Regions from separate parts of the Homo sapiens genome. Here region 1 is linked to region 2. Evidence: chromatin contacts called from ENCODE Hi-C or POLR2A ChIA-PET data. All regions are on one chromosome and are shown on one strand. The core of a region is the stretch at or near the end of the contact, and the rest is flanking DNA. Distances in the headings are between cores, read along the strand shown. Region 1 overlaps RAMP1 (receptor activity modifying protein 1). Region 2 overlaps LRRFIP1 (LRR binding FLII interacting protein 1).

Region 1 (7,035 bases), core at 3,907-6,406, 230 kb before region 2:
ATACAAAAAATTAGCCGGGCGTGGTGGCGGGTGCCTGTAGTCCCAGCTACTCGGGAGGCTAAGGCAGGAGAATGGCGTGGACCTGGGAGGTGGAGGTTGCAGCGAGCGGAGATCGCACCACTGCACTCCAGCCTGGGTGACAGAGCGAGACTCTGTCTTAAAGAAACAACAACAACAAACATTTGCCAGTGCTGGGATGCACCTGTAGTCCCAGCTAGTTGGGAGGCTTAGGTCAGAGGATCACATGAGCCCAGGGAGGTGGGAGATTGAGGCTGCAGTGAGCTATGTTCCTGCCACTGCACTCCAGCCTGGGCAACAGAATAAGACCCTGTCTCAAAAAAAAAGAAAATAATGCTGAATGCTAGTGAAGGTGTAGGATACTGAGGCAGGCACTCATAGCAATCCTCAGGGAAGATAAACTGGTACAATTTTTCTGAAACACAATTTGGCAATATGTATCAATAATCTCAAACTCACGGATGCCTCTTGACCCCGTAATTGCATTACTGGGAATTATCCTAAATTAATAATGTGAAATATAGATAACAGTGATGTAAGAAGGTGTCCACTGCAGATTTATAATTATGAAAAACAGCAAACAACAGGACAGCGGTCACAGAAATTGTTTATGAGTGGCTCCATTATGTAGCTGTTAAAATTATATTTAGGAAGAAAATTTTAAGATGTGGAAAAACATTTATGTTCTAAAGCTGGGCAGAAGAACAGCTCTCATGCCTGTGATCCTAGCACTTTGGGAGGCTGAGGCAGGAGGATCGCTTGAGGCCAGGAGTTCAAGACCAGCCTGGGCAACCTAGTGAGACCCAGTCTCTCTGCTAAATAAATAAATAAAGTTTTGAAAAGCAGCAGCAGGTTAGACCAGGTGCCATAAACAGCCTGGATTGGGGTAAAATGGTCCACATGGGAGGGGGACACAGCAGAATGTCACAGGAGTGATCCCCACCAGAATGGTAATAACACGAAGGACTTTTCTCTCAACTTTTTTGGGTTTTCTACCTTGAGCATACATACTTTTTATAATTATATTTAACAGCTCATTTTAGCAGGAAGGCTCACAGGAAACTAGATGTTGGCGTCACTGCATCTGCAGCCACCGTGCCTGGTGTCTGGGGCAGCCTGGGTCTTCCCACCAGAGGGCTCTGATGTGCAGGCAGGGCTGGGACCCTCTGGTGACAGCGGCTCATGGGGGAGGCGTGCAGGGCAGACAGGGAGCGGGGACGGGGCGTTGGGCCTCTCCAGTCTCAGTGGCCTCCTGCGTGGAACTGGGGGCCCCGCGGGACCCAACTCTGAGGCAGGAAGGGGCTCTGTGGAAGGGTGAGTGGGGGTGCGGGGTGGGCCCTGGGGGCAGGACCCCACTTTCCTCCTCGCTGTGTTCCCCCCACCCCCTCTGCGGAGACCTCTGCGTCCTCCTGGTCCTCCTGTTCCCTCCTCCATCTCCCTGTCCTTCTGGCCCCTCCTCTTCCTCCTGATCCCTCTCTCCTCCTGGCCTCTCCCTCCTCCTCCCAGCCCCTCCTCCACCCCCTGATCCCTCCCTCCTCCTCCCAGCCCCTCCTCCTCCTCCCGATCCCTCCTTACCCCTCCCTCTTCCACCTCGCCCTTGCTCCAGGCCCCCACCTCATCCTCACTCCAGCCTTGCTCCGGGTGGCAGTGGGGCATCCTCACTCACTGAAGACCCCGGGCCCTTACCAGCCCCCGGAGGAGAGGCATCCCCCGCGAAGTGCTCCTTCTCTCTCGGCCTTGGGCTGCACCTGAGAGTTCCCCATTCTCCCTCCTCCACCTGAAGCCTGGGCTGTTCACTTCTGGCTGTGAACACATGTGACTCAGGGCCCCCATGCCATGCCTATCCCCTGAGTTATCATGGCTCCCCTTTCCCTCAAGGGTGCCCTCCCCTCCTGAGGCCCCATCACTGTGCCCAGGATGGGGCAGAAGTGACTCGTCCTGGTGGATGGGTTATTACAACTTACATACCAGCTTCCACTTTTCTGTAGTGAGTATGTGGGGGCTTGGCATCTATCTACCCCTTCTTCTGCCTCCCCCAGTTTAGTCAGGGGCAGCCATCAAACCCCTCCACCGCCCTCCACTCTGCATGCTGGGCTTAGCTACCACGGGCTCTCCAGGCCACATCCCACACCCTGGCCGCTGCCCAAGCCCACCGTCCACACCTTCCCACCCCTGCTTCACGCCTTCAGTGCTCACCATTACACCTGTCCCAGATTCAGAAGCTTCTGTGTGGGTCACTCAACTGGGTCCCCTCCCTCCTGCTGGCCACATTCTAGCCACAGTGGCCAGTGTTCTGCCTCAGGACCTTTGCACATGCTGTTCCTTTTAACTGGAAAGCTCTTAGCCTCATCTTCACAAGGCCACCCTATGCTCGCCCTTCGCTTAAATGTCACGTCCTCAAAGAGGCCTTTTCTGGATGCTTCAATCATATTTGGCTTCCCCAGCAAAGTGGGGTTTTCCTTCATAGATGGGTGTTACTTTGTGGCTGTCCATGAACTCATGTGATTATTCACCCACTGTTGGTCTCAACAACCAGACTGCAGACACCACCGGGGCAGGGAGGGTAAGAGCAAAAATCCCCCTTACTCTGGTCACAGTGGCCACCTCCAAGGCAAAGTGAAACAAAGCCTGAAGGAAGACAGCGAGAGAGGGATGTACCCAGGAGACGCAGACAGAAGGTGAGCAGGGGTGTGGGCTTCCCAGCAGACCTGGCCCAGGCCGGTGAGAAGGGCCATCAGTGGGGCTGATGGGGATGCTCCACCCAGGACAGCTGGCACTGCGCCACAGCGTACAGACAGCCCGCAGCTGCCAGGAACGCAAGACACGTGGGAGACTTAAACACACCTCCCAAGGCTAGGTAGATAAACAGTAGCATAAAGTGATTATGAAAAATAATGTTAATAAACCGATGCAGTGACTGTCTGATAAAGGTTCTATTCTACAGAGACTCAGCCGGCTTTTCAAAGGCCCCTGGGTCTGTGTTAGGCGGCAAAAAGAGACTCATCAAATCCCCAGAGTATAAATCATAAGTCAATATTCTCAGGCTACAATACTGAAAACTAAAAATTAGTTTTAAAAAAAGGATAAATTTAAAAAAATGGAATTCCTAGAAATGAAAGATCATTTATATAATTTCGAAGTCACAGGAGAATTTAAAAATTCAATTACAAAATATTAAGAGAACAAGATCGGCAATACTATATGTACAAATGAATGGAATGGGGCAAAAGTGAATTCTGAGAAAAATTAATAGTTATAAATTATTTTATTAAACAAAAATAAATGAAAATAAACAAAATAAGTATCCAAAGCAAGATATTTTTTAAAAAGAACAAAATAAATCTCTCCAAATGGCACATAATTTGTCCATCAATAATTATTAGAAGCAATATAGGCCAGGTGCGGTGGCTCACGCCTGTAATACCACCACTTTGGGAGGCCGAGGTGGGCAGATCACTTGAGCTCAGGAGTTCAAGACCAGCCGGGGCAGCATGGCGAAACCCCATCTCTGCTGAAAATATCAAAATTAGCCAGGCATGGTGGCACACACCTGTAGTCCCAGTTAACTTGAGTGGCTGAGGCACGAGAATGCCGTGAACCCAGGAGGCAGAGGTTGCAGTGAGTCGAGATCGTGCCACTGCACTCCAGCCTGGGCGACAGAGCCAGACACTGTCCTAAACAAACAAACAAATAAACAAAAAACAAAAAACAGAAAAGAAAAAGAAGAAGTATAAGAGATTAATACGTAAAAAAGGTTTGTTAAAAATTGGAAAATCCTCAGTGAATTGGGATACTTTTTGGTTAAATTATAAACTATCAAATATCGACTTAAAAAGGAGGAATTCCAAGAAGAAAAATGGCAAATGTTATTAAAGAATTGCTGTTTCAAAAGGCACTAGATCCCAGGCAGTTCTTTCAAATTCTTTTTTTTTCTTTTTAATTGAGACAGGTTCTCACTATGTTGCTCAGGCTGGTCTCAAACTCCTGGGCTCAAGCGATCCTCCCACCTCGGCCTTCCAAAGTGCTGGGATTACAGGTGTGGGAGGCGTGAGCCACTGCAAATTCTTAAAGTGAAAGAAAAAGATGTGCAGCTTCCCAGTTCATTTAAAAAAGTTAACAAACCCTGATCCCAAGCCTCTTGAGATGGCATGACATGCGTCTCAACGCATGCGCACACGGACGGAACAGATGCCCTTCGCTTCCACCTATAAATAGACACTCAAGTCCCCTACCCAATGCTAACAAACTTCATCTAGCCACATAGCATATTTTATTTAAAGGAGGGCTAATTTCAGGAATGCTTTAAACCTGTTACTACAAAATCACACTTTAATACACCATGGGAAAAAAATGTACCGTCATTTTAATACGCATTGAGAAGGCATTTGAGAAAACTCAATATTCTTTTCTGATTTTAAAAAAGCCACAACCTTGAAAACACAGAAAGAAGCTATTTTCTTCATGTGATAAAAATCTCTCTCTCGGCCAGGTGCAGTGGCTCACGCCTGTAATCTCAGCACTTTGGGAGGCCGAGGCGGGCGGGTCACCTGAGGTCAGGAGTTCGCGACCAGCCTGGGCAACACGGTGAAACCCCATCTCTACTAAAATACAAAAAATTAGCTGGGTGTGGCAGCGTGTGCCTGTAGTCCCAGCTACTCAGGAGGCTGAGGCAGGAGAATTGCTTGAACCCGGGAGGCGGAGGTTGCAGCGAGCGGAGATCATGCCACTGCACTCCAGCATGGGTGACAGAGTGTGACCCAGTCTCAAAGAAAAAAAAAAAATCACTGTCTCAAACCAATAGCATGCACCCCATTTAGGACTGGAACACAGTGGCATTTTCGTGGCAGCCAGCAACAGGCTTATTTCGCATTTAGGCAGCCAGGGCTGGCTTCTCCCTTGTGGTTTCTGCCTTTGGTGTCAGGGCTCACACCCAGGATTCTGTGAATAGCGGGACCTTTCCAAAGCAGGGAGGGGCTGGCCACTTACTGCGCCACTTCCTCTGTTGACAGAGAGCCACGCTGTGGCCTGGCCTGGCGTGCGTCAGGTGTGGAGCAAGCACAGGGCCAGCTTGTCTTTAAGAGGCCTCAGCCCGGGCCCTGGGGATGTGAAAGCCCACGCAGTGTAGCTTCCCACCTACGTCTGCGTGTGTGAGCTCGGGAGCCTGGCTTCCTGTCTCACTTCTGCCCAGCACTGCTGGAGGCAGCAGAGAACTGGGCACCTTTTGTTTTTCTTGACACTGGGGAAATGTATAAGGAAGTCTTGTTAACTGTTTGATGAAAAGCACTTCAGCACACTGTGCTGGCCTGGGAAATGTGTGCTGGGCCAGCAGGCTCTGAGCCAGCTGTGCACACCTGGAACTCCTACGGGTGAGTGGCTGCTCCCATCCCCCTGGGACTGGCAGCACGCGTGAGGGAAAGACGGATATTGTACTATCAAACCCTTCCTAAATCAGGCTGGTCAGAGAGTACAATCAAACTAGGGAAAAGGCCAAGCATTAGAAGTCCTATGTACCTGTGCCAGCCCAGGGATGCCTACACATTTGACCTACTGCATTGCTGAGACAGGAATGCTTTGAAATAAGTGTCATCACTGCATGCAAATGAATATGTTAAACAGGAATTTTCCCCAGGCTCTGACTATGGTTTATCTATTTAAGTTGTATTAACAGGGACTTCTGACATCTTAGCAAAGCCATTTTCCCAACAGCATAAGGGGAAATGCCAACTCCATCCCTTTCCAAAGAATTACAGCATCTGGCCAGGCACAGTGGTTCCCGCCTGCAATCCCAGCACTGTGGGAGGCTGAGGAGGGTGGATCACCTGAGGTCAGGAGTTTGAGACCAGCCTGGCCAACATGGTGAAACCCAGTCTCTACTAAAAATACAAAAATTAGCTGGGCGTGGTGGTGCACGCCTGTGGTCCCATCTACTCAGGAGGCTGAGGCAGGAGAATGGCTTGAACTCGGGAGGTGGAGGTTGCAGTGAGCTGAGGTTGCACCACTGCACTCCAGCCTGGGAGAAAGAGCGAGACCCCATCTCAAAAAACAAACAAACAAACAAAAAACAAAACCCCCCCCCAAAAAACCAAAACAAACAAAAAAAGAAGAATGACAGCATCCACGAGAGCATGTGTTTCTGAGGTTTCCACTAAGACACGTGGATCTGTAAACAAGAAGCCTCACCATAGGCTTCTTGCAAATACTTCGCCAAATCATGGAAGCCAATTCCATTCCACACCTTTGTTACCAGCTAAATATTGCACTTTACCACTGACTAGGTGCTTGCTGAACAAGGAGGACAAAGGCCTCTCTCTTGCAGGAAAAGGAACAACATGAATAACGCACCAAAGAAAGAATCTTGGGAGGGTTCAAGGAAACAGGAGGAAGACAGATGAAACGGGGCTCAGTGTTCTCGCTGCTGTGGAGGAGGCCACAATTCCTCCTGCAACACTCGCAGTGACTGTAGAGCATGCTGATGAAGCCGGAGAAAATGGCCAGCCCTCTCTGCACGTTGAGCAGGGAAGGCAGACACGGGACCACCTGTGGCCTTATTCTCACCTCCCCTCGCTCATGGCCTGTCTGGGCCTCAGGCTCTGTCCTGTCCCATGTCATCTGCTCTTTCAGTCTCCCTCTTTCCTGGCCTGAAGTGAAGCTGGTTCTCCCATTCCTGGGATGGAGGCTGAGGCCCAGGCGGGGCCCGTGGTTGCATGCGGGGCTCTGGGGTCCACCTGGACGGATGCACACCTCATGATAGCTGAGTGCCACACGGGAGCATCCGGTGAGCTGCAGGCATGTAAAAGAGGGACCCACTGAGGCTGGGGCAGGTGACCCCACCATCCCCACGGACAGCACATCACACCCCCAGGACATTTAAAGGCCTGGCCCCTCTGCTGTCCAAAAGTCTAAGAGGCTGGGTGCAGTGGCTCACGCCTGCAACCCCAGCACTTTGAGAGGCCAAAACAGGAGGATCGCTTGAGCCCAGGAGTTCCAGACCAGTCTGGGCAACACAGAGAGACTCCC
Region 2 (7,038 bases), core at 2,863-5,362:
CGCCCACCTCTCCGCCCGTCATCGAGTCAGCTTCCTCTCTTAATGCCACTCCGTGCCCTCCCACAGCTGCTGTCTTAGAGCAGGCCTCAGCATGTCTCCTCAGAATGATCTGAATTGTCCCCAAACGGTACCCTCCCCGCCACTGCTGCCAATGTGACTTCCTTCATTCACACATTGATTCATTCCATCCACAAACACGGACCCAGGGCCTCCGCCGTGCCAGATACCACGCCAGCTACAGACAGAACGACCGACCGGGGGCAGCCGCACTTTCTGGGGAGGACTGATGTCAGACAACCGCACACCCAGCGAGGGTAACTGTGAGGAACCACCCCACGCCACGCCCCACGCCACGCGCGGCACTGGATGTACAGACAGGAAACCCAGAGGGAAGTGCAGAGGTGCAGGGAGAAGGTGAATCTGACCCCTCAGCTCTCTTGGCGAGACCCTGGCGAGGCTTCACCTTGAGAATGGGGTGACGTCCAGACTCCCCCCGGGCGCCTACCATGGCTTCCTGGCGAGGCCCTGGCATCCTGCTGCCTGCGGGCCCTCCCAGCGCTGTCCCCGCATTGTCCCATCTCCTACAGACCAGGGACACAGAGGTCTGTTATGCCGCCTGGTGGTGACTTAGAGCCTTGGAAAGGGAATTGCCATGTTTATTTTTTTTTCACTGAAACAGTGTATAAAGATGCAACGGTATTTGTAATAAAAGAAGGCCCAGCCCTTAGCTGAAGAAGTTAGGCTAATCCGTGTGGGGGTTTCATTTCACCTGAAGAGAAGGTCCCTCCTTCACTGTCTCACAAAGTGAGAGAAAGCACAGTGTGTGGTAAGTCTGTTCTTCGCCTAAAACGACGGAGCACGGTCATCGTATTGTAAAAGAATTTCTCATGCTTCGTGAAGAATGGAAACACTGCAACCATCTATATAAGACGCCAAAATTCAGTATTTTGTGGCTTAGCTATAGCAATACCTGGAAACACAGATGACTCAAATTGAGAGGTTATGTTCAGAGCTTCAATATCAGGGACATAGTTAAAAGGATATATCATCCACATTTGGATACTGTAAAGTCTTATTTCAAAATATGATAAAGTAGATATTCTCTTAGAAGAATCAGAAGGAAACCAAATTTAAAACACACCAACAGCGGGTGCCAGGGTGAAATCCTGGCAAGGACAAATATTGAAAAAATGGTTCAATATTTTTTCAGGAACAAGATAAACTTTGTGTTGAGGAGTACAGAAAATTCCCTGCTTTCTTTCCATTTTGACAGAGCCATCTGATCATAATGGAAAACTAATAGTTTTAAGATCTTTTATTTTTCAAATATTAAATTTTCATTGAACACAAAACTCTGACTCTCTTGCAAAAGAACTACATTTCTCACCTTGATTTTAAGAGATTCCTATTGCCAGTAGATAGCTATATACTGTCTACTATTTTTTAAAAAGCCACTAAGAAAACAAGAAGCTGGGGCATCGATCCTCACTCTCTAAAGTGATTGTAGAGCTAGCTTGCTGTGTGCGCTCAAGGAATTCTAGAAACCATGAGAAGGAACTGAAGGAAGGTGACCCAGCAAGGCAGGTTCTGCTGTGGTTTAAGCCAGTTAGCTTTTTTACTTTTCTGGATACAGGTGCTTGGTACAGGCCAATATTGTATATGATGCAATATTATATATTTTAAAGGATCTAGACAGAAAGGAAAAAAAACATTTTTTTCAGAGACAAATGCTATGTTAAACTACTTCTGCCTAAGTAATTGTCTGCTGAAAAGAACTATTTACTGAAACACTGAATTTGAAAAGAATGATACTGTATCAAGTCATATAATTTCGTTAAAGAAGCAGAAGTGGAAATAAGGAAAAGAAACCCTCAACCCGGTGAACAGTGAAAAAGCATTAAGAAAAGATGTTGCCAGACGGGTTAGTTACAGCAGTTAAATGTGATTTACTTAGAGAGGGCATCTAGTATGTTTCAAAAGGAATACACAGACACACACATGCATGCAGGCACACACACACATGTGCACACACACATGCAGGCACACACACACCTGCACACACACAGGCATGCACACGTGTGTGCACACAGACACATAAAGCAGTGCTGAGTAGGCTGAGGAGCTGTCTATGAGTGGTGGCCCTGTCCCTGGCCAGCTTCTCCTGAAGGGACACAGACACGGGGAGCAGGGGTGATGAGCTGCCCACTGCAGGGTGAGAGCTCCTGAGCCACTCCTTGCTGCCCCGGCTTCCGTCCCCTTACCTGTCTTCCTTGTCCCTGTGACCCCAGCTCATCCTACCACAGTTCCCTTTAGTTGCTGGAAGACAAAAGGCTCACATGACATGAAATGTATTGTTACAATAGGTTTATCTCTGATTTAAACGTCTCCAACTTTAAAGTACCCAACCTATAAGCCAGTAAGAGAGCATCTATTCTGTGCCTTCCTGGGTTTCTGATGTGTGACAAGCAAATTAGCATTTGTGGGATCACGGATGTGCTCCGATTTGTTTTCTTAAGTGGAGTTGAAGTGTTTCAGAGCCTTAGCTGGTTTGAAGGCCTCTGGCTCTCAGATCTGTATGGCTGTGGCAGCTTATAACCACTATGGACACTTGTAGGATATGTGTGTAGTGCAGGTTATCACACGAGGGACACAAGTCCATGGGTCACTGCTTGGAAAGGGAACTTCTGGGATCATCAACGGTAATGGTCATTCGAAGCTGAAGGGGTTCCCTTGTTCAAAATCTCTGGACTCTTCATATGCAACAGGCCAGTTCTCCCCAGGGAGAACATAGCGCTCTTCAGATGAAATGCGAGGGATGGAATGGAACTTTCAAAGTAGGGGCTTGGGCTGCCCCACACAGCTGTTAGTGCCAGCAGCCTCTGTCATCTTCACGACCTCCGTGGGACTCCCAGGGAAAATATTTCTAAGTGAGGAGGAGGAGAGGGAGGAGGAGACCCTGCCGCTGAGGATGTTCCAGACGTTCGGAAAATGCCTGGCACGCTTCCATGTGCTTGCTTCTCGTAACGGCCCCACGGGGAGGAACAATCATGCTTTCTAGCTTAGACGCAGAAACTGAGGCAGGCAGGGGACGCAGCCTGCAGAGGTCCCATAGTCCTGAGCCACACAGCCAGAGCTGGGCCCAGGCAGGCAGGACCTGCCATCTGGGAGCGCTGTGACAGACATTCCTTAGACTGCCACCGAGTGCTGGCCCTGCAGGCGCTGTGTTGGGCACTTTCTATGTCTTAGTGCAGGTAAGTCTCAACAGCCTTGCAAAGTCTGTATTATCATCTGCACAGCACCAATGTGGAAACTGAGGCTCGGTGAGGCACGTACTGTAGTTGACACAGCTTCAATTCAGCTCAGCAGACCTCTGGCTCAGCATGATGGGCTGTCGGTGTTGCTGGCTCTGTCCTACCCCACCCCTGGCTTTCACAGAACAAATAAACATTTTCCCCTCCATCTTAAAATCACAGCCAGGAAGGGGCCTCCTAGTACATCTGGCCTAGGGCCGCTGCTCCCCAGCAGACCAATGTCATTATCTCAGGCTTGACCAGTGACCTGCCCAAGGCCACACAGCCAAGGGACACACCGAGGTGTCGGGGCACTGACGTCCCGGTGCAGGACGACCTCCTGTTGATCGACACTGCTTTCTGCCCTGCCAGCTGTGTTCTCATGACAGCAGATAGCTTTATTTGGGACATTTCAGACGTTTTCCTCTCTGCAAAATATCCAGTTGACAAATCATCATGAGAATATGCATTACGTTTTCCTTTCTAAAATTAGAACTATCTCCCACCATTTGTCAAATGCCCAAGAACACAGGAAAACTGACTCTTCCCAGCTGGTTTTCATTAGATGATATGGTGTCTAATATTCAAATCTGTCCAAAGACGGCCCCAATCTTTTGCCAGAAGTTGACTCAAGCTGATTCTCCCAAAAGCAACGTGCGAGGCTCTATGCCACGTGCACACATCCCACATTTGGGCGGAAATGGAGACCGGTCAGGCTTCTGCTACTCAGCCACTGTTTCCTAGGAATGAGCTCATGGAACAGCCGGTCCATGTTTAATGACACCGTTATTTTTACAGGGAGGAGTGTGGTTAAGCATTTACCCGGGGTGGAGGCATCACTGTGGTTCTGCTGAACTCCAGCTTTTAGCACTCACTCCTCTGCTCAACAAACCGTGACGGCCTCAACATCATACAAGAGAAAGCCCGGCAGGAAACTCCGTTTAGGGTTATCAAGCACCTGGTCAGGCATATTTCTTTAAAGACATGAGGAAGATATTCAGTTCCTAATCTAAACTGAAAAAAAATATTTGCAACAACTATGAAAAAGGTTAATAAGCAATCCACAAATCAGCAAGAAAATATCAACACTCACTCTAAGACACGTTTTGACGATTTGAAAAAGAACTTGAGATACCTAAGAATCAGTTAGCTGCCAGTTTTTAGCTGTCAAATTTACAAAGCTGAGATAATCACAGTACTTAATCCTGTGATGAACAAGACACTCTCAGACAACACAAATGCAAGTGTAAACTGATACACCCTTTCAGGAAAGCAAAGCTCCAGGTCCTTAACCGTGTTTGTAGGTTTGGGGTTTAAATTGCACTTCTAATATTCTAATTTAAGGAAATAATTTGAAGTAGAAAAACCTCACTCTTAAAGATGTTCACTGCAATGCTATTCACCGCAGTAAACAAACACAAAAGCCTCAGTGTCCAGCAATACGGAAGTGAGGACGTGATGGTGCATCCTCAAAGCCATATTTTGTGGCCATTAAAACATTTTTACAGAGCATTTGATACAAGAGTTACGCTTATTTCTTTCCTTAAAAAAAGGAGATTTTAAAAATGCGCTATTTAGAGACACATAATTGAGACTATGTTAAAAAAAAGTCACAGATAAAAGAATGGAGAAAAATAAACAAAATGTTAACAGGTATTGTGCTTGGTCAAGTATGAGGCATAATTTTTATTTTCTACTATTGCCTGAATTTTCCTTATTATTTTTCTATAATAAACATGTATTACGTTTAATATAATAAATATTTTCTTTCAGCAACAATTACCCTTGTTGCTGATTTCTTCATTTATTCAACAGAAAGACTTCTTGTAAGCTAAACCTCAGGAAAAATGCTGTGAGGATAATAAGCAGCTAGTGTGAATGTTCCTACCCCAGCCGAGGAAGTCAGGGAGGGCTTCCTGGAGGAGGGGGAACTGAGGCTGGAAGGATGGAAAATGATGGGAAACGCTCTTCAGTAGCTCGGTACAACTGGAGTGTAAGACCCCCATGGGAGAGAGGCAGGAAGGAGGGGGCTAAGAGGCCCCTGGTGCCATCATATGGCTTTAAAATGTATCCCGGAAGCTATGGGAGTCATTAAGGATGGTAAGGCGGGGAACCATAGCATGAGGGTTGTGTTTTCTTTCTCCTTTTGTGAAGATGGTAAGGCAGACTTTATTTCAGGGGGCCATGATGACAGGCACAGGGACAGCTGTGACGGGGCCTTGTCCTGGGGAGAGAGGCTGCTGTTTTCAATCCCAAGGCTGGCATGTCCTAGGATCACTAGGACACCAAGATGAAGATGCAGGTGTGGTGGGGCCAATCTTGGAAGCAGATGGACTGGGAGGCTGCCGAGGTCACTATGTGAGGGGAGGGGCCTCAGCCAGCTTCACGATTTCACCGAGGAGGGGAGGGGAACAAGCTCGGGGGAGCCCCGGCTCAGGCAGCTCTGAGGTGGGGGGATGAGAAATGCAGGAGGAGCAGCTGCTGGCAGGGTGATGAAGAGTGTTGGGGAAAGGGGGGTGTCAAGTTGTCAGGTGGAGTTCAAAAGAAGGGTCTGGGCAGGACATGAGGGCATCCAGGGGTTGTAAAGCCAAATGTGGCTGCAGCTGCTAAAGGGTGTACTGTAAATTGGCATAGGAGAAAGGCGCAAACCTCATGAAAACAAGCAGAGAAGCCCAGGAACCCGGGAGAGGCTGACGGAGCCTGAGTGAATGGTGTTAGGGAAGCTACAGGGCTCGGGGGCTGGGCCAGTCCTGTGCCGGGAACACAACTGCCACTCCACCCTGGTTAGGCCATTTCACGTCAGGATCCCAAATGAATACTATGAAAGCCACACACAGGGAACGGTCAATGAATGAACAAACGTGTGCTCCATGCTTTGACACTGTTGGTGGGAGTGTAAATTAGTTCAACCATTGTGGAAGACAGTGTGGGGATTCCTCAGGGATCTAGAACCAGAAATACCGTTTGACCCACCAATCCCATTACTGGGTATATACCCAAAGGATTATAAATCATTCTACTGTAAAGACATGTGCACACGTATGTTTACTGCAGCACTATTTACAATAGCAAAGACTTGGAATCAACCCAAATGCCCATCAATGATAGACTGGATAAAGAAAATGTGGCACATAGACACCATGGAATACTATGCAACCATAAAAAAGAATGAGTTAATGTCCTTTGCAGGGACATGGATGAAGCCGGAAGCCACAATTCTCAGCAAACTAACACACGAACAGAAAACCAACATGTTCTCTGAGTGAATGGTGAACAGAACACCACATGTTCTCACTCATAAGTGGGAGGTGAACAGTGAAAGCACATGGTCACAGGGAGGGGAACAACACTTACCAGGGCCTGTCAGGAGGTCAGGGGGAAGGGAAGGGAGAGCATTAGGACAAATACCTAAAGCATGCGGGGCTGAAAATCTAGATGATGGGTTGACAGGTGCAGCAAACCACCGTGGCACGTGTAGACCTATGTAACAAACCTGCATGTTCTTCACACCTATCCCAGAACTTAAAGTGAAAAAAAAAACAACTAGAAACAAGCTATCTGTGAAAATGCTTTGTGATATGGATTTAACAAGAAAGAAAGAAAGAAAGAAAAAGAAAGAAAGAAAGAAAGAAAGAAAGAAAGCAGGAAGGCAGGGAGGGAAAAAAGAAAGGAACAGAGCGAGAGAAAGAGAAGAAAGAAAGAAAGAAAGAAAAAAGAAGGCAGGAAGGCAGGGAGGGAAAGAAAGAAA

What was found. Hi-C counts contacts between places; a loop is a spot of excess contacts on that map. ChIA-PET counts read pairs that join two places held with the same protein, here RNA polymerase II (POLR2A). Pooled maps may share reads with other maps.
Region 1: a loop to region 2 is called in a map with no recorded cell type, with 5 times the contacts of the local background. The contact joins two enhancer-like sites. A Hi-C loop is called at or near these places in 6 of 37 single-sample maps with no recorded cell type and 7 of 50 pooled maps. POLR2A ChIA-PET finds 5 or more read pairs at or near these places in 2 of 52 experiments (H1 and OCI-LY7).

The regions. Positions count from the first base shown.
Region 1 is chr2:237,896,837-237,903,871 of GRCh38, reverse strand. The region is part of intron 2 of RAMP1 (receptor activity modifying protein 1); the gene reads right to left. Among named protein-coding and RNA genes, the nearest start is that of RAMP1, 41 kb to the right of the region's middle. RefSeq lists enhancers at 4,710-4,819, 4,900-4,949, 4,917-7,035. Within about 2 kb of position 5,156, at least 29 of the 41 ENCODE cell types and tissues checked have a DNase peak (open chromatin) inside an H3K27ac peak, as active enhancers do.
Region 2 is chr2:237,666,810-237,673,847 of GRCh38, reverse strand. All of the region lies in intron 1 of LRRFIP1 (LRR binding FLII interacting protein 1), which reads right to left. Among named protein-coding and RNA genes, the nearest start is that of LRRFIP1, 43 kb to the right of the region's middle. RefSeq lists an enhancer at 143-768. Within about 2 kb of position 4,112, at least 19 of the 41 ENCODE cell types and tissues checked have a DNase peak (open chromatin) inside an H3K27ac peak, as active enhancers do.